3 separate regions of the Homo sapiens genome follow, and regions 2 and 3 are each linked to region 1. Evidence: chromatin loops called from intact Hi-C (ENCODE). Cell type or tissue: Calu3. All regions are shown on one strand. Region 1 holds the start of LOC107986178 (a long non-coding RNA gene). Region 2 has its middle 40 kb from the start of HS3ST1. Region 3 overlaps LOC107986178 (a long non-coding RNA gene).

What was found. Hi-C counts contacts between places; a loop is a spot of excess contacts. Peaks named below come from ENCODE experiments on the same cell type or tissue, not always from the same donor. Only the 100,000 strongest peaks of a DNase experiment are listed, where the experiment ranks them.
Region 2: a loop joins it to region 1, with 5 times the contacts of the local background. A loop is called at or near these places in 3 of 110 quality-filtered maps.
Region 3: it touches region 1 in a loop (2.8-fold over the local background); 2 of 110 quality-filtered maps call a loop at or near these places.

The regions. Positions count from the first base shown.
Region 1 is chr4:11,539,571-11,547,570 of GRCh38, reverse strand. It overlaps LOC107986178 (a long non-coding RNA gene), which reads right to left and starts at 3,598. Exons shown (of 5, transcript NR_188483.1): 1 at 3,408-3,598. In Calu3, no CTCF peak of the experiment used is centred here; a DNase peak (open chromatin) is centred at 3,560.
Region 2 is chr4:11,464,819-11,472,818 of GRCh38, reverse strand. No RefSeq gene overlaps it. Among named protein-coding and RNA genes, the nearest start is that of HS3ST1, 40 kb to the right of the region's middle. RefSeq lists an enhancer at 2,448-2,637. In Calu3, no CTCF peak of the experiment used is centred here; DNase peaks (open chromatin) are centred at 988, 1,968 and 3,708.
Region 3 is chr4:11,594,060-11,602,059 of GRCh38, reverse strand. The region is part of intron 2 of LOC107986178 (a long non-coding RNA gene); the gene reads right to left. Among named protein-coding and RNA genes, the nearest start is that of HS3ST1, 170 kb to the right of the region's middle. In Calu3, no CTCF peak of the experiment used is centred here; a DNase peak (open chromatin) is centred at 4,309.

The DNA.
Region 1 (8,000 bases):
ATATGTAAGCTCTCTGAGGACAGGTATTTGTATTGGTTGTGTTTCCAGCTGAATTTCCAAGGCTGAGGACAGATCTGGCACTAAGAAGGCTCTCAAGAAATTGAATGAGCCACTTCAGCCACATCCCATTGGCTAGAACCCTGTTGCAGGGACCGTAATCTAACTGCGGGGTACCCTGGGAAGTGCAGAGGGACAGAGACAGGTGCTGAGCTCCAGCCATCTCTGTCATATCCAGGACATGAGAATAATCAGTGCTGGTCCAGCCCCTTCTCCCAACTTACCACCCATACTGCATGACCAGTGCTATGCTGCCACATCCCACTTGCATTCTAGATCATTCCTTTCAGTAACTTGTACTTTTCCGCCTTTCATTTTCACCTATCTGGGAGGCTCTCTAAGGCTGGGCTTGCATTTGTCATTTTTGTTCCTAACTCAAGCCACCTTCCAGTCAGGGGAGATGTGGTGCTGGTAACAAAATCCTGAGGAGACAGCCTTTCTCCTCCCTCTATTGTGAGGGAAAGTACCACTTCCTTCTTTAAATAAAGGCAAATTCATTTATTATTAGAAATTTGGCAGCTTTCCAGCCAGCCACTCACACACACACACTCTCACACACACACACACACACACACAAACAAAACAAAACAAAAAACCTTTGCAATGCTCCATGTGCTTTATCCCACCTCAAGACTTCCTCAAGCTTGAAACTACCTTGATCCACATCCTGCCTTTAAAATAATAGATTTCCATGAGACACACTGAACTAGAAATTCACCAGTGGGGCAGAGTACAGGCAATAAGAGGCCAGACACTCCAAAAATTAGAAAGAATTTCCATACAAAGAGATGAAAGGAGAAAAAATATACATTTTCTGGACACATTTATTACATCCCAGTAATTCCAAGTTCCAATAGAGTAAAAACCTCACCCTTATGTCATCTACAGAGCCTAACACAGTGCCTGACTCACAGGAGAAGCATCGTATTTACTTGCTGAATGATTGAGATGAATGCTGGTCTCTGTGCTTGGTTCCCTATCTATACATTTAGAATCTGATTCATCTGTGAAGTTTATTATCATTCTATTCTTCCAATAAGAAAACAAGAATTCCCAGAGGCAGAAAAACTGGCCCAGTATTGAACAGGGAGTAAGGAATAGAGCTGTGAATGGGATCAGATCTTTCTGGAGCCAATTTTCTTACTTTTTTCGACGACGTTCCACTGTCTAGTAAGTTAGAGTGAGCTCATGGCCAATGCCTACAAAAAGCTTTGCCTGGAGACAGCCAGCACAGAGCGATCAGCGGCATTTGGAATGCATTGCTCTGAACTGATACAATGAGTTAATTAGAGTCAGTAGGGCCCGCTGATGCTTTCACACAAAGTATGTAAGGAGAGGCCTGGAGATCCTCTGCCTGTTCTCTTAGAAAAAGAGAAGTAGAGACCTACATGGATGTCTCTTATACAGCCACAGCCACAGATCTATATGTGCTTATCTATAGGGAGATTGATAATTATTATGCTGATCATTGTAGTCAGCTCTGATCTCCCACTTAGTGCCGGCCGGCCATTATGAATTCAGTCTTTTGTCTCACTTAGTCCTCATAGAGTAGTTAAATGACTTGCTCATGGACACACATATCAAGTGCTCAAGTAGGAATATCAATCATTCCAGATATATCTGATGACAGGCACCGACATTTTCACCTTGATGCTGGAAACTATGCATGGACATCAAGGTATGCAAACAGATAAACACACAGACTCACATGCAGACATCCTGCAAGCATGGAATCTTTGAAGGCTGTCTCAGCAGATCACAGGGTTCTGCATACTAGGAAAGAAGACTCACTGGTTCTAATACCCCATTTCAGTCCCAAGACAGGGCTCAGAATAGAGACCCAGAGGTGTGGCAGGGGAAGAAAGAGCACGGGCAAAGTAGAAACTCGTACCTTGTGATTTGGCTATAAGTCACCCTTCAACTAATTCCTAATGTTCACAGCTTCCTATGAAACAATTTCCTTATTAATGTCCCTATTTCCTCCCTCTTTTATTTATTCTACTGGTTTTCCAGTGGTAGAGAAGGTGAAAATGTATTAACATTTAGTGAACATCTATTGTTATCTGAAGATTTACGTATTACCTCATTTAAGAGCCTTTGGGAAATATGTATGATTGTCCCCTTTTTATAGATTAAGGGACTGAGATTCCAAGCAGCAACTCTATGGAAATCACATATCTAGTAAATGGCAGAGAAGAAAGAGAAGCCAGGTATCTGTGACTCCAGAGCCTATGCACTTTCTCTTACACTTTGTAAAAATTCTCAACTAAAATTGATTGACTTCTGACTGTATTTCAGCACTCTTCAAAGTTCTTCACCTCAAGTTATTGCATCTCGTCCTCACAAAACCATCCAAGGTGATTTATGTTATTTAAAAAAAAAAAAAGTGGTGACAATGAAGATTAGGTTGCTAAAGTAATTTAACAAACATCATGCAGCTGGAAACTGTAGAGCCAGAATTCAGGCGGGCTGATTCCAGCACCCGGCCTCTCATACATTATGATATGGTCCCTCCAGAATTTTGTGTGTGTGCTATAAGTAGCACAGTTAGCAGATGACCAAAGAGACTAATTCAAAGCAACATTTATTTCCACTCTCTCAGTATATCAAAGGAGCCATTTCTCTGGAGAAAAAAACAACAACTATGTCTTAAAATATGTGTTTGTGTCCGTATATGTTTTTTGCATTTAAGACAGCCAAATTAAACATAACTCTGAATAAATGCCATGTTAGAACAAGCATGTTTTGGGGAGGGAAATAAATTATTAGTTGCTGCTAAGCCTGCCTTTGGCTCAATCATTTTCTGTATCTGTGTGGATTCAAGTCAAGAGTTATTCTAGACATTCTTTGTCATTTAGATAACCTGTTGGCTATATATTTGTTATATGTTCAACTCTATGCATGATGCCTAAATGCTTTACATCCTTGTTCATATTAAATTGAACTATGGAGGTTCTACTTTAACCATGACAACAATTTCCTTCTATGACTATTAAGAAGAGATTATCTGGGAACAAGCTAGGGAATATTTGAGCAAGAGATTCCTCCAAGAACAGAATTCTAAGAGAAGTCAGCTTTGGGGCTTGTCCAATGGAGAGAGTGTTACCAGTAGATCTTATTCAAGTATAACTCATCCAGAAAAGCTAAGCCAAAATCAGGATGGAGGGAGACAGAAGCAAATGTAATGGATAAGAACAACATTTGAGTACAAAACTTTGTAAGGCTAGAGAGATGTGGGACTGGGGTTATTTAGATGACAAATATATTCTAGGAGATAATCAGAAAAAAAGGTAAATGGAACAGGAAGAAGCAGGAGAGCATAAAACAGAGGTTGTTGAGCACTGGCATACCTTTGGAAAACACAGATTGACAGAAGTCAGCCTGTACAGCTGCTGTGTTGAAAAAGCACCAAGAGGATGTGAAGGGCCTGTACAAGTTGTCTTGGGTGAGGGATTGCCTGGCACTGGGAAACATTCAGCTTGTGCCATTTGCAACAGAAGCCTTCTTAGCAACTTCTCTCTGAAGCAACACAGCTTGGAGTGATCCTGAAGACAGGGATTGGAAGAAAGTAAGGCAGGGAAAACAACCAGGGGAAGGAAGTAGACGAAGAGGGACTTGATCAGCCATGTGCAGCCAAACAGTCTTCCCCTTTTGACCCTACAAAGGACAGGAACTTAGTTCGTCATGAGCAAGAATGACTCATAATCATTGCTAGATAAGGGCTGTTCATTTTTATTAATCATATCTTTAGCCTGAACAAGCCTCTCTTTAAGTTATTGTTCATGTTAGTAATTACAATGCCCTCTCCAACTCAATGATGGAATCAATGGCTATGCTGATAAGAAACATCATTGCTTTATGTCTTTTTAATTCTGCCTACTTTATGAAAATAGAGAAGCTTAGTGATTACAAGCACTGACCCTAGAGTGAAATGACCAGGATATAAATCCTTTTTCACATTCTGTGTGATCTTAGAAAAGTAGCTCTTTCTTTCTGAGCCCATGTTTTCATCTCAGTAAAACAAGGAAATAAATATCGGAATCGAGTGCTGTAGCAAAGATTAAAATATGTAAGTTATATAGGTAGAGCACATTGCATTGCATTTGACATGTTAAGCATTGAATACATGATAAGAAGCCTTCATATTATAAGATGGGCTGTGAAAATATCACCAAAGATACTTTGCATTGTTGTTTTATTGTTGATGATGATGATGATGATGACTGGTTTCTTTGTTTCCTTCAGTCCACTAGTGGAAGAAAACTATATCCTATAGAAGGTAAAAAAAAATGTTGGCAAAATCACACATAGTGTTTACTATGAGTCAAGAATGATTCTATATTTCAGGTATTTAATTTTTACAAAGCACCAACGGGGAGGGGGCATGGTCAAAGCAGTGTCAATATCCACAGGACTGACTAAAGACCCAAACTCACAAAAATATCGGTGTCTTTCTCAACAGTTGGAAGTCATTTAAATAAGACCATGTCTGAAGGTAAATATTTGTCTTACAGAGCTATAAGATTTTATTTACATATCATTCAATACAGTATGATGTTTCAAAAAGTACATAATATTAACTTACTTTATTAGTCCCTTTTATTTTTAAAAGTGTCCAGTTTGCACAATAATTATATGGTCACATACATTATGACTTTTTTTAAAGAAATAAATCCAGTTGGTTTGCAAATAAAAGTGACACATTGTAAAAGCTCTAAATGAGGCAGAAGTAGACCGTTAGCATCAAGGGAAAGGGGTGCAATTCTGATTCAATGATCTAGTCACAAATTTGGTTTTGAGCTTTCTAACAGCCATAGCAAATATATTATATGGCCTGTGGTGTGCTACTCATTCACAAAAACAAAAGAAGTATAGATATTAAGTTTTGTCTAAAAGCAATTTTATACTTGAGAACTCCTGCAGGAGACAGAGAACAATGTATGATGAAGAGTGGTAGGTTGAGCTGTGATTAGTATATTTGAGCATGCTGTTCCCCTCTGCTGCTGATTTTTGGCATGTGTGAAAATGTGTGATAAATGGAAGGAATGGGATGTGAAAATCCATTTCTAACATGTTTGCTGGTGAGATATATAGAGATAGATCTATGTAAATATATAGGTATGTTTAAAACATACATTGAAGTATCAAGGAAGTTGTTGCATGGCCTAATCAAAGTTAATTTACAACACTACAGTAAAGTGAAGTTTCATCCTAAGAAAAAAAGTATATAGAACAGTAAACTAGATTTAGAAGGGCGAACCACAACAATAACAAAAACCAGCCTTAATCGCAAGAGAACCATGGGTATCTCAGTATCACACAGTGACTGTCCTCTACACCTGATCTGTACAAATTTCTATCAAGTATGTTATGCCAAGTCCTTGAATGACTCAGGCAAAATTTGAAAACCCAACTTAAGCATCCATCATTGAAATTCAATTCAGCAATTAAGATGAATTCATTAGACCTATATTCATCAAGACAGACCTTTAAAAAACATCACATGAGTGAAATCAAAGTTAATTACAGAAAGACAAAAATCATATGATAATATTTGTATAAAATATTGAAAACATCAATATATTGTTAATGGATTAAAACTTTACCATTTGACTGGTAAGTTACAAATCAAGGTCATCCTAATAATTGTCTTCTGGAAAGAAGGGTGTGATCTGAGATGGACTGGGCAGCAAGCATCAACTGTACAATAATATTATTTTATTAATAACAATGTGGGAAAGAAATATTACAAGATGCTAATACCTGTTAATTATCAATGGCAAGCACACAGATGGTTGTTAAATTATTCTCTTTTTCTTCTGTATTGTTCAGTATTTGCTTTTAAAAATAAATCAAAACATATCTATTTAATAAATTCACCTTGAGAGCCAAGCACACCTGCTCTGGGATTCCTGAGCAGTTTGTGGGAACACAAACTTAAGGTCTGAGAGGTGTTCCTCCATCTGTCGCAGACTACACTGCTTTGGCCACCCTAAGGCCCAGAGCAGTCCCTAGGAGGGACCCTGAGTGACTGGCATAATGAGATGCACACTGTGGAAGTGGAAGTCTGAGCCTGTGTCTGACCTTCCGTTTAGATGCCCAGAAATATTTCTAGGCACTCTTAACATAGCCTGGGTTCCTCTTTTGACTGCACTGTAGATTCGGACACTTTCTGGAAACTTCCTATAGTGATCTATAGAATAATAGATAAAGATTGTTCCGGCCGGGCGCGGTGGCTCACGCCTGTAATCCCAGCACTTTGGGAGGCCGAGGCGGGTGGATCATGAGGTCAGGAGATCAAGACCATCCTGGCTAACAAGGTGAAACCCCGTCTCTACTAAAAATACAAAAAATTAGCCGGGCGCGGTGGCGGGCGCCTGTAGTCCCAGCTACTCGGGAGGCTGAGGCAGGAGAATGGCGTGAACCCGGGAAGCGGAGCTTGCAGTGAGCCGAGATTGCGCCACTGCAGTCCGCAGTCCGGCCTGGGCGACAGAGCGAGACTCCGTCTCAAAAAAAAAAAAAAAAAAAGATTGTTCCAACATATGTGTTGGACACTTGGTAAGCCCTCAGTAAATTCTTCTAAGCAGCAATTGTTAACAGTACCTAGATTTCCCTTATTCTGAACTCAAACCATCTTATCAACGAGAATATACATCAAGCTTGTCCAACCTGCAGCCCACAGGCTGCATGCAGCCCAGTACAGCTTTGAATGCAGCCCAACACAGATTCATAAACCTTCTTAAAACATTATGAGTTTTTTGCCCTTTTTTTTTTTAGTTCATCAGTTATTGTTAGTATTAGCATATCTTATGTGTGGCCCAAGATAATTCTTCTTCTTCCAGTGTGGCCTAGGGAAGCCAAAAAATTGGACACTCCTGATACACATGTTGAGAAACTCAAGTCCTAAGGTCATCATTACTTTTCTGAAGAAAAATGTTTTGTGGGATGAAGATTCTCACTCTGAACAGGTAAGGTGTACATCTACCAATAATATGGATACACGTGAGCCTCCTATCTTCTCCTTGAAGAGTCTCCATTGTTAAATTGTCTCCATTGTTAAATTTGTTAACCTGGCTAACTTTTTTTGTCCAATTAAATTATCCAGTTGTCTCCATTGTTAAATTTGTTAAGCTAGCTAACTTTTGCTCATTCTTCAAAGCTTACGTTATCAGTTCCAGGAAACTCCACTTACTCTACCAGCGTCCCAGGTTTGGTTACAGCCCCCATAACACCCTGGGCACATCTCTTTAAATATTCATCAGGTGGCTTTTGTTTTCTTTCGGTAGTGAATATGTAAGAGAAAACTTTTTATTTTTTGAGTAGCAATGTATTTTCCCAATGCTGACATTTTACCATGTATATGTTGATTGTATTGCATTATCTTTCAACTTTATGCAGAGGTAAAGAAAACCCACATCTCATATGCTGAGTAGATTTAACTACAGAAAGTCTGGACTGCTAACGCTTTTTTTTTGTTTGTTTGTTTTTGTTTTTGTTTTTGGAGATGTAGATTCGCTCTGTCTCCCAGGCTGGAGGGCAGTGGCACAATCTCGGCTCTCTGCAAACTCCGCCTCCCAGATTCAAGCAATTCTCCTTCCTCAGCCTCCTGAATAACTGGGACTAGGGGTGCGTGCCACCACACCCGGCTGACTGTTTTTTTTTTTTTTTTGTATTTTTAGTAGAGGCAGAATTTCACTATGTTGGCCAGGCTGGTCTCAAACTTCTCACCGCAAGTGATCTGCCCACCTTAGCCTCCCAAAGTGCTGGGATTACCGGCGTGAGCCACCGCACCCAGCCCGCTTATACTTCTATCTAAGGAAACAACCCCAGCCTCTGTTGCCCAGTGGCTATGGCTGACAGGCTCAGGAGTTGTCAGCTAACAAAAAGACAACCCGCTTTTAGGTTGACCTCTGGCCCAGGGCCAGAACTGACACTTACTGTAG
Region 2 (8,000 bases), 75 kb after region 1:
AGGGGAAAAGTAGTAACTACACAGTATTAGTATAAAGAGATGTCACTTTGACAGTGTGATCAAAATTAACATTAGCAATAAGGAACAGATGGATGTCACATGCCTCTGGATGTGTGCATGGAGAGGGAATGCCATCACTTATGAGTATCCCCGCTGGGATGCATAACCTGAATCTGATCATAAAAAAGCATCAGACAAACCCACATTAAAGAATATGCTACAAGGGGCCTGTGTTCATTAAAAATGTCAGTGTCGTGAAAGTGGGAAAGACTGAAGAAAGTTCTGAATTAAAGGGAATTCAACAGACACAATTGCTAAATGGACCAGATCCTGTTTTGAAGGGAAGAGCACTTGCACATTATTATTATTGGGACAATGACAAATATGGCATATTAAAATGTAGATTAGATGAAAATATTATAACATTAAATTTCCTAAATGAAATACCATTGTGGTTAAATTATTTAAAAGAATATTCTTAGAGAATACACATTGAAATATTAAAAAATAAAAGAACAGGATGTAGCTAATCTACTTTCAAATGGTATAGAAAACAATAATTTTAGAATGCATAATTCACACACATACATGTTTGTGTATGTATGTATGTGTGCATTACTATATTTAACAATATTTGAAAGAGAGAATAGGAAAAAATAGAGGATAAAAAAGCAAATGTGGCAAAATGTTAAAACATGGCGAATCTGAAAAAAAGCATATACAGAAGTTCTCTAGAGGCTGTTTTTTTCCAGCAATTCAATGAGCTTTAGGAGTTTAAACAAATTGAAGTTTCTATTAATAGCTAGCAATTACTGTGTGCCCATGCTTTGCTATGGATTGTCCTAGGCAGATCACTGGCATTCTTTCTAAGCTTTTTCGTAGCTGTAGGTGTGGAAATTGTGTTTTCATTTTCATTTTGAGATATGAGGAAACTGAAACAGGATATGCACCCCACAGGAAGTGGCAGGGTCATAGATTTGAATTCAGACCTGGCTCACGTCTCCGCACAATAGAATGAGACAGTGCATGTGATGCCAGACAGGAAGAGGTAAGGTTCCAGCCTTTAGGGGCTCGTAGGGGCTCACAGCCCATAGGGAGAGTAGAGAGGGAAGACAGACAAGTAATTGGGTACATAGTGTGGTGTGGTAAGCAAAGTTAAATATAGTTAATTCTTTTTTTTTTTTTTTTTTTGAGATAGAGTCTCACTCTGTCACCCAGGCTGGAGTGCAGTGGCGCGATCTCGGCTCACTGCAACTTCCACCTTCTGGATTCAAGCAATTCTCCTGCCTCAGCCTCCCACATAGCTGGGACTATAGGTGTGTGCCACCCGCCTGGCTAATTTTTGTATTTTTGGTAGAGATGGGGTTTCACCATGTTGGCCAGGCTGGTCTTGAACTCCTGACCTCAAGTGATCCCCGTGCCTCGGGCTCCACAGTTAAATTCTTCTAAACTTAATTAGTAGAACACCTACTGGAGGTTGTTGTCATGCCAATCTCTTCTGCTACTAGAGACACATGTCCTGTCCTCCCAGAACTTACACTGAAGTGGATGTGACTGATGCTACAGTACATAACTGCTGAGGTAGCACATAATAGTGAAATTTTATCCAGACTACGAGGCTAAGGTTGGCTTCCCAGAGGGGATGTGAGTGTTGCCTTACTTGATTTTCAGAGACAGAATAGCCTGTGAAATTTCATTCATCCCTGAGTTCTAAAGACTTGGCATACAGGAAATTCACTAGCTGTTGAATCTGGAAAAATGATATACATGTTTTCTCTACTGTGCAGAGTCTATACTATTCTTGAATGAATGAATGAGTGAATGAGTTCCCTTCTGTGATTCCTAAGGAACCCAGGGCAATGAGGTCTTCCAGGATGTCAGCCTCTCTGTCATCCTTCCAGGTCACAAGAAAGAGCCAGCAGGTTTCAGCAAGCCGTTCCCTGGCTGATCTGGTGGTGAGAAGAATTTGGGGGTGGCGGCATGGTGACTAGCCACAGCCAGGGCAATTCCTGCACTCCCTGGCTTCCGTGTCTAGCTTTCAGGTTAGAGGAAATGCTTTATCAAGAAAAGCTACTTTGTTCTCTCTTGTTCTCTTTTATTTTTTTCCGAGTTACTCATCACTTTTTCAGTCCCTTATTCTCAGAGGAGAAAACAAAGCCACCTTCTTGAAGCTGTACCTTAGGTATTATTCTTGCCAATGCCTTGCAAAGCCAGCAGCCCAAGTGCTTTGCAGGTCAGATACAAGGGCCCTTTACCTTCAAAGATTAAAATCAGCATAGCAACAAAACATGAGGCTCTTGGTTTTACTCAGTGCTTTTCTTACATGGTCTCATTGCATTCACAGAGCAGTGTTACAGAAGGTTAGAGACCCTTGGAGATAAAACATGTAGGGATTTCCACTCTTTTTGGTGATGCCCCAAGAACCTGGGAAGGAGTGTCAGAGTCTGCCCTCTGGGGATGGGGGCTCCCTCCAGGGGCGGGAAGCCCATCTGGCTCATCTCTCTGCCCTTGGCTCAGCTGACCATGCAACTGCAGCTGCTTGCTTGGGCTTGTTTCATGCATGACAGTTTCAGTTACCTTTCACTTGAGAAATAGATCTCCCTGCTAAAAGAAAAAAAAAAAAAGAAAGAAAGAAAATGTTTGAAGACTACTGATCAGTTTCAATACCTTCATACTGTCCATAAAAACACACAGGCCCGTGTTGCACTGGCCGTCCCTTCGCATCTCACTCTCAGCGCCTCAGTGAGCTTTCTCAGCTGTGCTACGACAATGAGCATTTGCAGACCTCTTTTCCATCTTTCAAATTGTTGGCATCTCTCAACTATTCACATTGGTGGATTAATATGTTAAATACCTTTCATTGTTATTCTAGTGGAGTTTAAGGAGGAAGCAGCAATAGAATATGTATATGTATATACATATACATATACATATACATATACATACATATACACGCACACAGAAAGAGACAGAGAGGAGGGTTTTACCTTAGTCAGGGACTCCTCTCATTGCCTGAAATATTCTTCAGAGACTTGGAGCTCCAAGGTCTTGAGGAAGGCACCACAGTGAGTGGTGGAGTCGAAAACTGGAGGATTTGGTTGAATATTTCTATCAGTAGCACCTGGACTCTTTCCTTTCCCCTGCCAACCAAACATCCAAGCACCTGTCCTTTCTACTATGTCAAGAAAAGGGATTTTGTTTTGTGGAGACTTGAAACAGGAATTCTCTACCCTACTTAGAAAGAATAAGATTAAGTAAAGCTTCAATATCCCAAGGGAAATAAAGAAGCTATTGAAAATAAAAAAATAGAACAAAATACCATTAAAAGCATAATTAGAGAAGAGCATTAACACTTCTCTCCTTAAGGAAACATTGTTAACTGTTTTATAATTTGTATACCTTTTTTCCCAACAAAAAGTGTGCAATTGTTGTTAATAATAAAAGACTTTTGGTCATGATAATTAAAAAACAAAAAAGTAAAACAAACAAAAAAACCACAGGCCCAGAAAGGGACAATCACTTGCCTAAAATCACAGATCCACTTAGTACTTAAAGGCAAAGAAGGAACTAAGTGTTAGTCTTGGGTATCACATCAGTTTCTACTCCAGGACATGCAATTGCGGTACCTGGCTCAGGTGACCACAGTGAATGTAAATACCCAATGATTGGCCCAAGAGGAAAGGAAAACAATTTAAAAAATTCCTGACAGCTGCATTTCTGGAATGTCCCCACTCCTTCCTCATGCACCTGTTGCTGCCTGAACTTCTGACACTGAGTGGTTACCGGAGGCCTGGCGTCTCCTTAGAGCACTGCCACTGGCGCTGATGAACCAACTGAGGCAGACACTTTTACCTCCCTGAGCCTCACTTTTCTCCACCAGAAACTGGTTTAGGGGACAATAGCTTAGTACTGTCTCTTCTGGCTTCTATGTTCTTCTGGTTAAGAAAAAACTAACAACATTTCCCCCTGTCCTGACTTCCCAAAAGATTGAACATGAAGCTTCACTGAAATCCTGGATGGAAACATATTATTTCCAATGTAAAATGATAAAGCCTGGTCATGTGCAAGTTGCTCCCAGCTGCTGTGCCAGGGAGAGAGGGGAGGCATGCAATCAGCTTCCAGATAAAGGAGACAAGCTGTAGTGCTCAGGGCCCAACTGAGGAACATGTAAAGAGGGATTATATATATAATAAGTATCTACCTCTCTCTATATAAAGATATATATACATATATACATATATATATATATACGTATATATATATATATACATATATATATACGTATATATATATATATATATATATACGTATATATATATATACATATATATATATACGTATATATATATATATATATAGAGAGAGAGAGAGAGAGAGAGAGAGAGAGAGAGAGAAAGCATTGTTCTCTCTATAGAAAAGAAAGATTTTTCTGTAGAAGATAGATAGTTATCCCCTGAGAACCAGGAAAGCTGATGATACAATTCACAGAAGTCAAAAAAGTCCCCAGGCTGCATGAAGTTCCTTTGAAAAGGCAGGGTTGGCTTTCCCTGGTCTATGTAAGCCCCTTCCTGTAGGTAATGGCAGGTCCGGAGACACACCCCTGGAGGCTCTCTGAGTGCCACCTGGCAGTGCTGGCACAAGTGGGGGAAGCCAGGGAGTTGGTGAGGTGGGGTGCGGGGATGGCAGCTGGCTCAGCAGCTCCAAGAGTGCTATAGGGTCTCAGTTCTGAAATTATTCACAAGTACTCAGCAGACTCAGTGCACTTTAAAAGTCACTTTTTTTTTTCTCTCACAGAGAAAAAGGATGTTGTCTTATGGCTTCCTCACCTGTGACTTCTTGGAATTTTTTTTTTTTTTTTTGGAGATGGAGTCTTGCTCTGTTGCCCAGGCTGGATCCCGGCTCACTGAAACCTCTGCCTCCTGGGTTTAAGCAATTATCCTGCCTCAGCCTCCCAAGTACCTGGGATTGCAGGCATACACTACCACACCCAGCTAATTTTTGTATTTTTTTAGTAGAGACGGGGTTTCACCATGTTGGCCAGGCTGGCCTCGAACTCTTGACCTCAAGTGATCTGCCCACCTCGGCCTCCCAGAATGTTGGGATTAATGGTGTGAGCCGGCGCGCCCAGCTGGAATGGTCTTCATACTGTCTGTCCCTTCCTTCCTTCTTCCCTTTCACCCCTCAGTCTCTCTCTCTCCAAAACAATACTTTTTTCCTGCTTAATCCTTACAGAGAACACAAAGTACATTTATGTAAAAAATAATGACAACAGTAAAATTCCTGAAAACCATAAAAGCAGTTAAAAACAAAAGTTTGAAGTATCGATGCTCCATGAAATTACACTAATGTGATAGACTCTAGTGCTGGACATAACCTTGTTCTTTCATGAGAATAAAATGCTATTGTATAAGGGGTTCATCAGTGTTTTTTAATGATGTCTATGGATCGTTTCCTTTCTGTGAAGGTAAAATATTTATTTTCATAGTCATAAAGGAAATTAAAGAATGTCTATACAAGTTTACAAACTCAAGGCATTTACTAACATTTCCACTTCCTTTTTGACTCAGGATATATATATATATATGTGTGTGTGTGTGTATATATATGTATATATGTGTATATATGTGTATATATGTGTGTATATATGCATATATATGTGTATACATATATATACACATATATGTGTAAATATATGTGTGTGTATATGTGTGTATATATATATGTATATATACTCGGATACTTCAAATGTTAAGGTTTTCTATTATGTTATCATATCTTTCAAATAACAAAATGTGTATATAAATATATGTATATATATATATATATAAAATTTTTGTTGTTGTTTGTCTTGTTGCAGGGTGATAATATTGACCAATTAACCACGTGTAGCAACCTATCATATTTTCCACATGTATCGTAGGTTAGAGTTGACCAGTCACATTTTTCCATTGCACTTGCTATGAAGTGTGACTGCTCTCTCATGCCTGCTGAATCTGTGACTTTAAGCATGTTACTTTACTTCTCTGAACCTGACTTTCTTCATATGTAAAAAAGAGATAATAGGACTTCACAAGGATGTGGGGTGGACTAAACAAGAAAACATGCAGGCTGGAGTGATGCCTTACATACAACAGGCTCTCAATATATGGTGATTCCCTTTCATCTCACCAGATATACTGGCTTGATGAGCTTTGTAGTACGGGTGGCAAATATTGTGATTCCTCTCTGTGGTGGAGGGGACTGAGCTCACGGATACAAATAAACTGACCAAGATCACACAAATGGTGTCAGTTTAAACCACTGGTTCTCCATTGGGATTAATTGTGCATCCACGAGATGTTTGGCAATGTTTGGAGATTTGGGGTTGTCACAACTGGGGAAGGGGACCATTTATACTATTGGCACCTAGTGGATAGAGGCCAGGAATACTGCTAACCATCTTTCAGTGCACAGAAGAACACCCTATAGCAAGGAATTATCCAGAGTAAAATGTTAATAGTGCTCTTTCCAATTCACCTCACATTTTCCAAAATAAACCAAAGCACTTTGTAAAATGAAAACATTATTTTTGTTATTTGAAAGACATGGTAACATAATAGAAAACCTTAAAATTTGAAGTATCTGAGTCTATTCTTAGCTCTCCTACTTACTAACATTTAATCTGAAAACTTCAGGCAACATTATCTCACCAGAGCCCGAGTTTGTCTACTTGCACAATGTAACAGGGCATTTCTACGATAAGAAATAATTTAAATAAATGGTTGAGTATGGTGCCAACATGTAGTAGGGGCCCAGTCCATGATGGGACAATATAATAATGATAGTAGATATGGGAGGAGAATAATTGAATAACTTTCAGTTTTTAGCAAATATTGATTGAATTCCCATTAGGTACTAGGCACTGAAGATATATCTTAGTCAGTTTGGCTGCTATAATAACAATACCATTAACTGGGTAGCTTAAACAACAGAAATTTATTTCTCACCCTTCTGTAGTCTAGAAGATCAATATCAGAAGGCTGCATGGTAGAGTTTGGTGAGAGCCCTCTGGTTTACAGATGGCAGTCTCCTCATTGCATCCGAGAGAGAGAGAGAGAGAGAGAGAGAGAGAGAGAGGCTCTTTCCTGTCTATTCTTATAACGTCACTAATCTCATCATGAGAGCTCCACCCTTGTGATCTAATTACCTTCCGAAGGCCCCACTTACAAATACTTTTCCATTGATGTTCAGGGATTCAGCATTTAATTTGAGGGGTACACAAACATGCAGTCGATAATAAGATGCAGAAATTAACCAAACAGAAAGGGCCCTGACATCATGGAACTTACGTGGTGGATGATGGGAAATAGACAAGCAGAAAAATTAAGAAGGGAAATCCCTTAATATAATGCAGGTGGTGGTCCTGGAGGTCTTCTGGGAAGAGGCAACTGGAATAATGATCTCAAGGCTAAGAAAGCACAGGAGTGAAGAGGAAAAGAAAGGGTATCCTTGAGAGAAGGAAGAACAAATGCACAGACACTCAGGCAAGAGGTGTTTGAAGAAAGCAAGCAAGGGGTGCATATAGACCCATGCATTGTCAATCTGAGTCTGCACGGTTTCAACCGATGATCAGTCTGATGTGCTCACTGGGCTTAAGACCTTTCCAGGGTCAACATGAGAATGCCCATGTCTGGAGTACAAGGTTGTAGCTTTTCTGCAGAGACACCACGGTTCCCCACACTGCAGGCTCTTTTACGTCATGACTGTCAGACTCTGCTGGACCACCAGCCCGACAGAAATGTTCCATCCTTCCCTCATTTCAATGGGGGACTTCTGGATCCCTGTAACACTCTCCCAGGTCTGTGGAGCTGCTCATACTGCCTCAAGCCCACTGTCCAGCCCCCTCCCTCCACAGATAGTTCTACCTCACCTCTGCCCATGCTGAAGGTGTCCTTGTGGAGTGCTTCTCCTGGGGACTGGTGGCCTGGAGAAGGATGTCATCCATTTCCCCACGTTCTGAG
Region 3 (8,000 bases), 54 kb before region 1:
CTAAGCAAAATCAAGTTACTACCACCTATTGGTTGCTATATACTGGTTTTGAACTTGTCTCTGGATTATTAGAATTCTAAAATTGAACATTTATAATGATAAAAAGTCATGGTGGAGAAGATTTAACCTGTTGGGTGACAAGTGTCCATGAACCTCTTATATTTCTGCACACTCTTCTGAGCAAAGGAATAAACTTTTTTTTTCCAGACTCTCATTACTAGTACTTTCATATTTAAAAAAAAAAAAAAAAAAAAAAAAACTGCCTTGGGAGAGAAAGAGATTTTCTCCTTCTAGAGCAGGTTTGTTTACTTTCCTGGGTAATAAAAATAATGTCTTTTTCTATGGCAAAGATTAGGCAGATTTTCTACAGTCTCCTTATATAAAACTGAGGCTTTCTAATCTCTGGGATTTCTTTTCTGGAACATACTCTACTGTATAAGACAGTATTTTCTCCTAATTTTCTTGATCTTTGGAAATGGAGGCTTAGGGAACCAGTGCAAAAATAATATTCTAGCCACTGATATAGCTGTGAGTATTACACTGTCTTTTATCTCTGACCCAGGACTCTTGTGTCTCCTGCCAGTTTCCATGAAACTGTGGCAGGCTAACTTGTTAGTTTGCAAGTAGGGCAAAACCTAAGACTCTCCATAATGCTTGTCTTAACATCCCCCCACCCATTATTCCAAATATAGAAAAGAGTAAAAACTGTTCACACTTTGATTTCCTAGTGTCCAAAGACAATATAAAACTGGCTCCAAATAAAACACATAAGACAATTTGACAATTGAAAATTAAAACCTCCCTTTCACTGCACCCTGAGGCACCATGGAACAGTGCAAAGAGCATCATAGGACTGAGAATACAAAACCATGAGCCATGAGTTCTAATCCTGATTTGGAGACTCACTAGTCAGGGGACTTGGGATAAATCTTACACTGCTTAAGGGCCTAAGTTAGTCCTCCATAAAGTAGATAAATGTTGCATCTACCCCATAAAGCTTTGGTTAAAGAAAATCATAATATACATGCAGATGTGCAGCATAAAGCCTAATACATACTCAGCAATTGCTAATATCCTTTATTTGTAGTGACTTAAATGTTTTGGCACTTGGCTTCTAATTTTGTCATTATAAGATGAATTATACTTTCATACGTATATACATAGTCATATATTATCGTAAACTCTGGTTATCTATTCAGCATTCCTTCTCCAGTCTAATAGAACTCTAACAGAACCCTGTTTTATTCAGAGAGTCAAGCCATCCTCAGTTCCAGAGATGAATCCCTATTAGTCTAAACCAATATGTTCATCATATTTCTGGGTAAATGTTACTGGTTCAAAAGTGAACATATGACCTTAGATAACCCTATCAAACTGAAAGAAAAAATGTAGATTCTATAGTTGCACAAAGTGTCATGAGTTGAATCTTCCCCCACCTCAAAAAAAAAAAAAAAAAAAAAAGAGATTTGAAGTTCTAACATCACATATCTCAGAATGTGACCCTATTTGGAAATAGAGTCCTTAAAAAACACAATTAGTAAAGATGAAGTCATACTGGAGTAGGGTTGGCACCTAATCCAATATGACTAGTGTCTCTTTAGAAGCACATGACCACGAGAAAAAACAGAGAACCAAAAGGAAAACAGCATGTGACAACAAAGGTAGAGACTGGAGGTCTGCTGCTGCAAGCCAAGAGCATCAAAGACTTCTGACAAAACACTGGATGAAAGAAAGATGCAAGAAGCATTCCTCTATTGCGTTCAGAGGTAGCATGACCCTCTCAACACCTTGGTTTCAGAACTCCAGCCTCCAGAACTGGGAGACACACATTTCCAAATTCTTGTTTGTTTGTTTGTTTGTTTGTTGTTTTTGCATGTGTGTTAAGCTACCCAGTTTGTGGTACTTCGTTGTAGCAGATTTAAGAAACAAATAAAGGAATATTTCTTCTTTTCCTAAAGTAGGAGAACAGAAATAGCAGCTATGTTGTAACCATGAGAAGAGCAAACCTGAGGATGAAGCAGACGCAAGAACAAGATGGCTGAGAGTTATGATGGAGTCTTGACCTTCCGAGGATGAAATCTCAACCTTTAGGTTTTTTCCATAAAATGATATCCTTTTTTACTGAACAAGCCAGTCTGAGTGACATTTTTCTGATACTTTCATAAGTATGGGAAACACACACACACTCTCTCGTGTGTGTGTGTGTGTATATATATATATATACATATATATATACGTGTGTATATATATATGTATATATATATACACACACATACACAGACATATGGTGTAGTATGTATGTTTACATATATATACATATATATTTCATATATCTGTTACAGAGACATAAGTGTGCTGGCACTTCATTTAATCACCATTTATGATTGTACATTCACTATCTGTGCTGTTCTCTGTTCTATACAAAAAATTTAAAATAGTTTTCTTTCCTCTAACTTTAAGGCCCTTAAGGATCAGTGTTAAGCGTTGTGTTATGTAATATCCCGAGCCGTCCTTATGGTTTGTACTTTATACGCCCTGATTCTGTTTTAGCGCCTACCACTCCACTTGGTAATTATTCATTAAATTCTGGTGTCCCTCTGTCTGCTTGTGAAGCCAGAGCATGTATCCTAATGCTGTATTTATAGCACCAAGCTCAAAGTATTGAAGCAAGCAATGTTGGTGGAATGAATAAAGAATAGTTGCCATTCTTTTCTGAAATCTTGAAATATTATTAACCAGCTCTCCTCTCATTTTTTTTTAAATTGTGAGTCTTCCTTCTGTCTGTCACTCACAATGACTCAGACAACAATGACATGCTCCATTTATTTCTAGCATTCATGCCTCAAAGTTGCCAGGTAGACTCAGCATTGGAATAATGATGGGGAATTCTCTCTCTCTATGTTAGTGTTAATAATATTCATGGCAAAAAAATTAGAATTTTCCCATGAGGAGAAACCTCTTTCCTTTTTCTGTGAGTATAATGAACGCTCAGTTATGGATATACTAGTGGCTCCGTAGCGATACATTGCAAAATTCTTTTTCTGCCTTTCATGATATAATTTAAACTCTTTACTGTAGCATACTATGTCCCTTCCGATCTAGACAACTTAGATGTTCTGACTTCCCTCATTTCTCCTCATTCTACCAATTGTCTGTCATCTTCGTTGACCCTGGACTTCCCTGGTTTTAGCACTAAAAGTTCCCTGTCCCAGGAAAAGTGTCAGACCCAGGCAAACAAAGACTGTTAGTCACTGTTTTTGGCTTCTCAACTTCCCTCTATTTGACTGTGAGATGCCTCAAAGAATTCAGTGTAACCTCTATTTGTTTTTGACACATGGTTGGTACAAAGCGTTAATAAATAGACAAATCGATGACTGAATAAAAGGAGTATGTCATAGAAGAGTTTTGGAATCAAAAAGATGTGGACTAAAATCTCACATCAGTCATGTTGGACTATACAACTGACTTTATGTTTACTAAGCCTCAGTTCCATCATAAGCAAAAGCGTGGAGGGGAGAAGAATAATAAGAGCCACTTCATGGACATGTCATAGGAATAAGATGAGACTATGAGCTCCTAGTAGGCTTGTAAATCACTTGCATGCATAGGCTGTGCTGTGTTAATTATAGCAATCTCACATAGGTACCCAATAACTGTCTGTGTAATTAGAGTAATACTTTATGCAAAATGCTTAGAGCACAGTAGATGTTTGCTAAATGAATGCTATTGTTAGTGTTGTTATTAACATTAAAATGAATGAAAAATATCTTGATTACCCAAAATATACAAGCTGCTGTGCTTAGTCTTGGGAGAGATGAACCTGGGGGAAAATAAGGAATACTCTGGTTATAGGGCTGGAGCTGTGCTCGCTTAGCTACAATGCAAAGCATGATTTGATAACTCCCAATCAGAACATGGAGCTTCATGCACGGAGTATGTATTCAATGGGACAAAAGTATAAGTTAATGAAAAAGTAACTGAGTAAAAATATGAAAGCTTGAACTAGTACAAAACATGAATACTTTGAAAAGTGAGAAGTCCTGAGATCTCATCCCTATCCTGCTTGTACTTAGAGTGTGCTTTCAGGAGTTTAATTACTCTCTCTGGTATAAATTCCTTATTTTCAAAACTGGGCCACTTGGTCTCACTTTGTTATTTGTTACTATTGTTAATAGTCAAATACATTTTTCAGACATTAAATTTCCCAGCTACAGAAGTTCTTTCCTTGTGTTGTTAATGCCTGCCAGTATGGCTAAGCTTGTGCTCATTGAGAATGTAGCGTGGGCCAGTCAGAACCCACGGCTTCTAATAGTCACGTAGCAAGATAAACCAAAGGAAACCTTAAACCACAGCTAGGCTAACTAAGCCGATTTAGTCTTTTTAATACCTGCTGGGAAAAAACAAAATGAACCAATACTTCCTTGTTGTTGAACAAACTTCCTGTTGCTATGGACAGATCATTTTTCATTTACCTAAATAGTCACAGAGGATATTATTGAATTAATAGGACTCTAAGTTCCCTGAATTTACTCTCAAGAGCCCACCTGTGTTAACACAGGCACACTATAGAAATAATTGCCAAAGCACAAGTTAGAAGTAAACGACTGGGCTATCTGATTGTGAGATGAAAGCCGTTGATGAGTGAAATTCCTGGGAAACTCGGCTTCTCCTAACTATTGAGATTAGTCCTTGTTCCTACTATATTGTGAGTTAAACCTTCTCATGGATAAAAAGCAAAACCAGAAATCTATTGCCATGAAAATAGGTGTAAAAGAAAGCCTGGGTAACGCTTCCTATAATCAAGTTCTCCAACAAGCACTGACTCCTTTTCTTTTTGTCTGCCACTTTCTCATGCATTAGCCATTTACTCTAAGATATTTATAGATCATCAGTCATAGACAGGGCTGGACGCTGGAGATAAAGTTGACAGTAAAATCAAGCAGGAGTTTTACCTTCAGAGAATTTGTGTGGGGAAGCAGATCTTCATCCACTAGGCATTCAGACAAGTCTGAAAGAGGAAGGGAGGGGGGCACATGCTATATAGAAAAGCACACTGCTCCTCAAAAGCTTCTACAAGTGGGTTCTGGCCCACTCCTAGAATTCAGAAAAGATGTCTAGACAAAGACAAACCTGGACAAATATGACCAGGAATGAGGTCAAGGAGGAGGGGATGGAGGAGCTTTCCAGGACATAGGAATAGCATTTATTACATTGGTGCAAAAGTATTTGCAGTTTTTGCCATTGCTTTTAATAGAAAGAACTTAGGAGTGGTGAAGAGTATGGAGAATGCAGAGAGCTGACAGAAGGCCAGTGTGGCTAGAGCCAGAAATAAGGTACAAAATGAGACTGGTGAGCGGGTAGACGTCAGAGTAAGAAGAACATTATTGACCATTTCAAGGAGCTTTGGCACTTTCCTACAAAGTTCAGAAGACAACAGACACCCTCTTTTAAAAAGAGGGTGTTAGACAATTAGATTTACAGTTTAGACTTTTACTCAGGCTGTATTGAACCGATTAGCAAAAGGCCAAAGTAGATGACAGTAGACTGGTTAAAAGACTATGCTCATGGTTGGTTGGACTAATGAAAGAGTGGTACAAATGTAGAAAAGTGAATGAAATTGGGATACCTAAAAAGACATGTTATTTGAGTGAAATGTAACAAATGCATACCTTACAAAACTGTGCAAGGTTGAAGGCCCTGCTAATAGCCACCTCCCTCCCCCATGCAAAAGAAGTATCACAGGTCAAATCGCATGACATTATTATATTTGTAGGTCAAATAAATGGCTGGATATTGGCAATTTCATAGGGTTCCCTCTCTTTGACAGGCATTCCTTACTTGATATCCATGGTGATTCAACCCAGTCAGTGAAACATAAAATGTGGACTTAGGGGCACACACATCCTTTTTCTATTTAACATGTATACCAGGATTTCTCTTGCTATAGGCATTTGTAGGTTCAGGCTTCTGGAGTAACAATGGGTCATCAGAAAGCTTGGTTCAACACCTTTCTTTGATGGGCCAGAAAATTGCTTGAGAAAGGTTAAGAGACCTTAAAACTAAATAAAATAGAATAATATAATGTAACATAATAAAATATAAAATAAAATGTCATAGAGTCCTTTGAGCTGTAGCTAAAAGTAAATCCTGAAATAAGGGAGAATATTTGTGTAAAGTGATTCAAGTAGAATACTCCGACCTTGAGGAAGGTGGTCTGGAAGACTTAGGATTGCAAGGATAGAGTTAGATGCCCTTCCCAATCACGAGAAACGGACACCTAGAAGAATCAGAATGACTACAGAATTTGGGTGGATAAGGATACACCTGGTGGATGCTCTGAGGCCTTGTCAATCTGTTGTTAATTTTGTGACAGAGTATCACTGCATAGTACCTTTTCCTTAGAGTACCATTCCCACACATCCATTCAAATAAATTAACACTCTCATCTCCACTGACCCATTTGTCAGACATGCCAAAATGTGGGCTGACCCACATGACCTTTTTGCTGAAAAATATAAATAATGAGTGTCATTGGGCCTCACTCTGACAAACCTGGAGTAATGGTTATCATTTATTTTTCCTTTTCTTCTTTATCATAATCATATCAACTGAACCACACCTGCCATTCTGAAACACAGACTTTGTTCTGGAGAACAGGGAGGACATGCAGAGCTGTTGTTTCAGATTCTTCAAACAGTCATTCAGACAAGATCCTGACAAAAGAGGAGAAACAAAACTCTATGGCATACCTGTTTTGCGCTAAATTTGGAATAGAATTAGTTTCATGCAACACCTGTAACCTCCCTTAAGCCATTGAACTTGAAAGCAACCTGCCCAGTCTCACACAGCTAAAATGTTACAGTCAAGACTCCTCCAAACTTGTTAATTAAGATATACTGTATTATGGAAAAACGCAAAGACAGTGGATGTTAAGTGTTCTCACCACGAAAATGATAACCATGTGAGGTAATGCATTTGTTAAGCAGCAAGATCTAACCATTTCACAATGTGTATGTACTTCAAAGCATTATGTTGCCGGGCGCAGTGGCTCACGCCTGTAATCCCAACACTTTGGGAGGCCAAGGTGGGTGGATCACCTGAGGTCAGGAGTTCGAGACCAGCCTAGCCAACATGGCCAACATGGCAAAACCCCGTCTCTACTAAAATACAAAAATTAGCCAGGTGTGGTTGCCACTGCCTGTAATCCCAGTTACTCAGGAGGCTGAGGCAGGATAATTGCTTGAACCCAAGAGACAGAGGTTGCAGTGAGCCAAGATTGCTCCATTGCACTCTAGCCTGGGCAACAAGAGCGAAACTCCATCTCAGAAAATAATAATAATTTAAAAATAAAAAGAAAAAGAAAGTATTATATTGTACGTGATAGATATACAATTTTTTCAATTAAAAAAAAAAAGACTTCAACCCAAGTCTATGAATCTCAGGAATTAGGGACTAGTCACTTCCCATTCTATAATGTTGCCAGAAGGAATCTGGCTAGCATCCTTCTCTGGAGATCAGCTAGTTATCTCCAGGAATTCACTCTCTTTATCTTCCTTTAGACTTAGTCGCTATGTTTCTCCCTCTGTGGATACTTTCATTAGGTTTCTTGGAGGGCACTAAAAATAAATAAATAAATAAATAAATAAATAAATAATAGATAAATAGATAAATAAATAAATCATTCAGTTAAATAATTGATGAGAAGCTAAAACATGCCATTTTGTTTTCAGGCCAACGCTATCCCAAATGAGCTGGTTGCAATGAACTTGTAAACACAACAAAGAAAACAGAATTCACATAAGTTCTCTGCTGAATTCTCCCATATTGACACTGGAACATCAGGGCTATGAAACAAGCAGGAGATGTAAGGGTGAATCAAAGTGCACTCCCTAATTTGTACCACACCAACTCAACAGTAAAATGTGATTTAATTTACTATATAATTTGCTTGTTCAACAAAGCTGAAAGATAACTCACTTAGTGCCACTTTGCTTATAAGT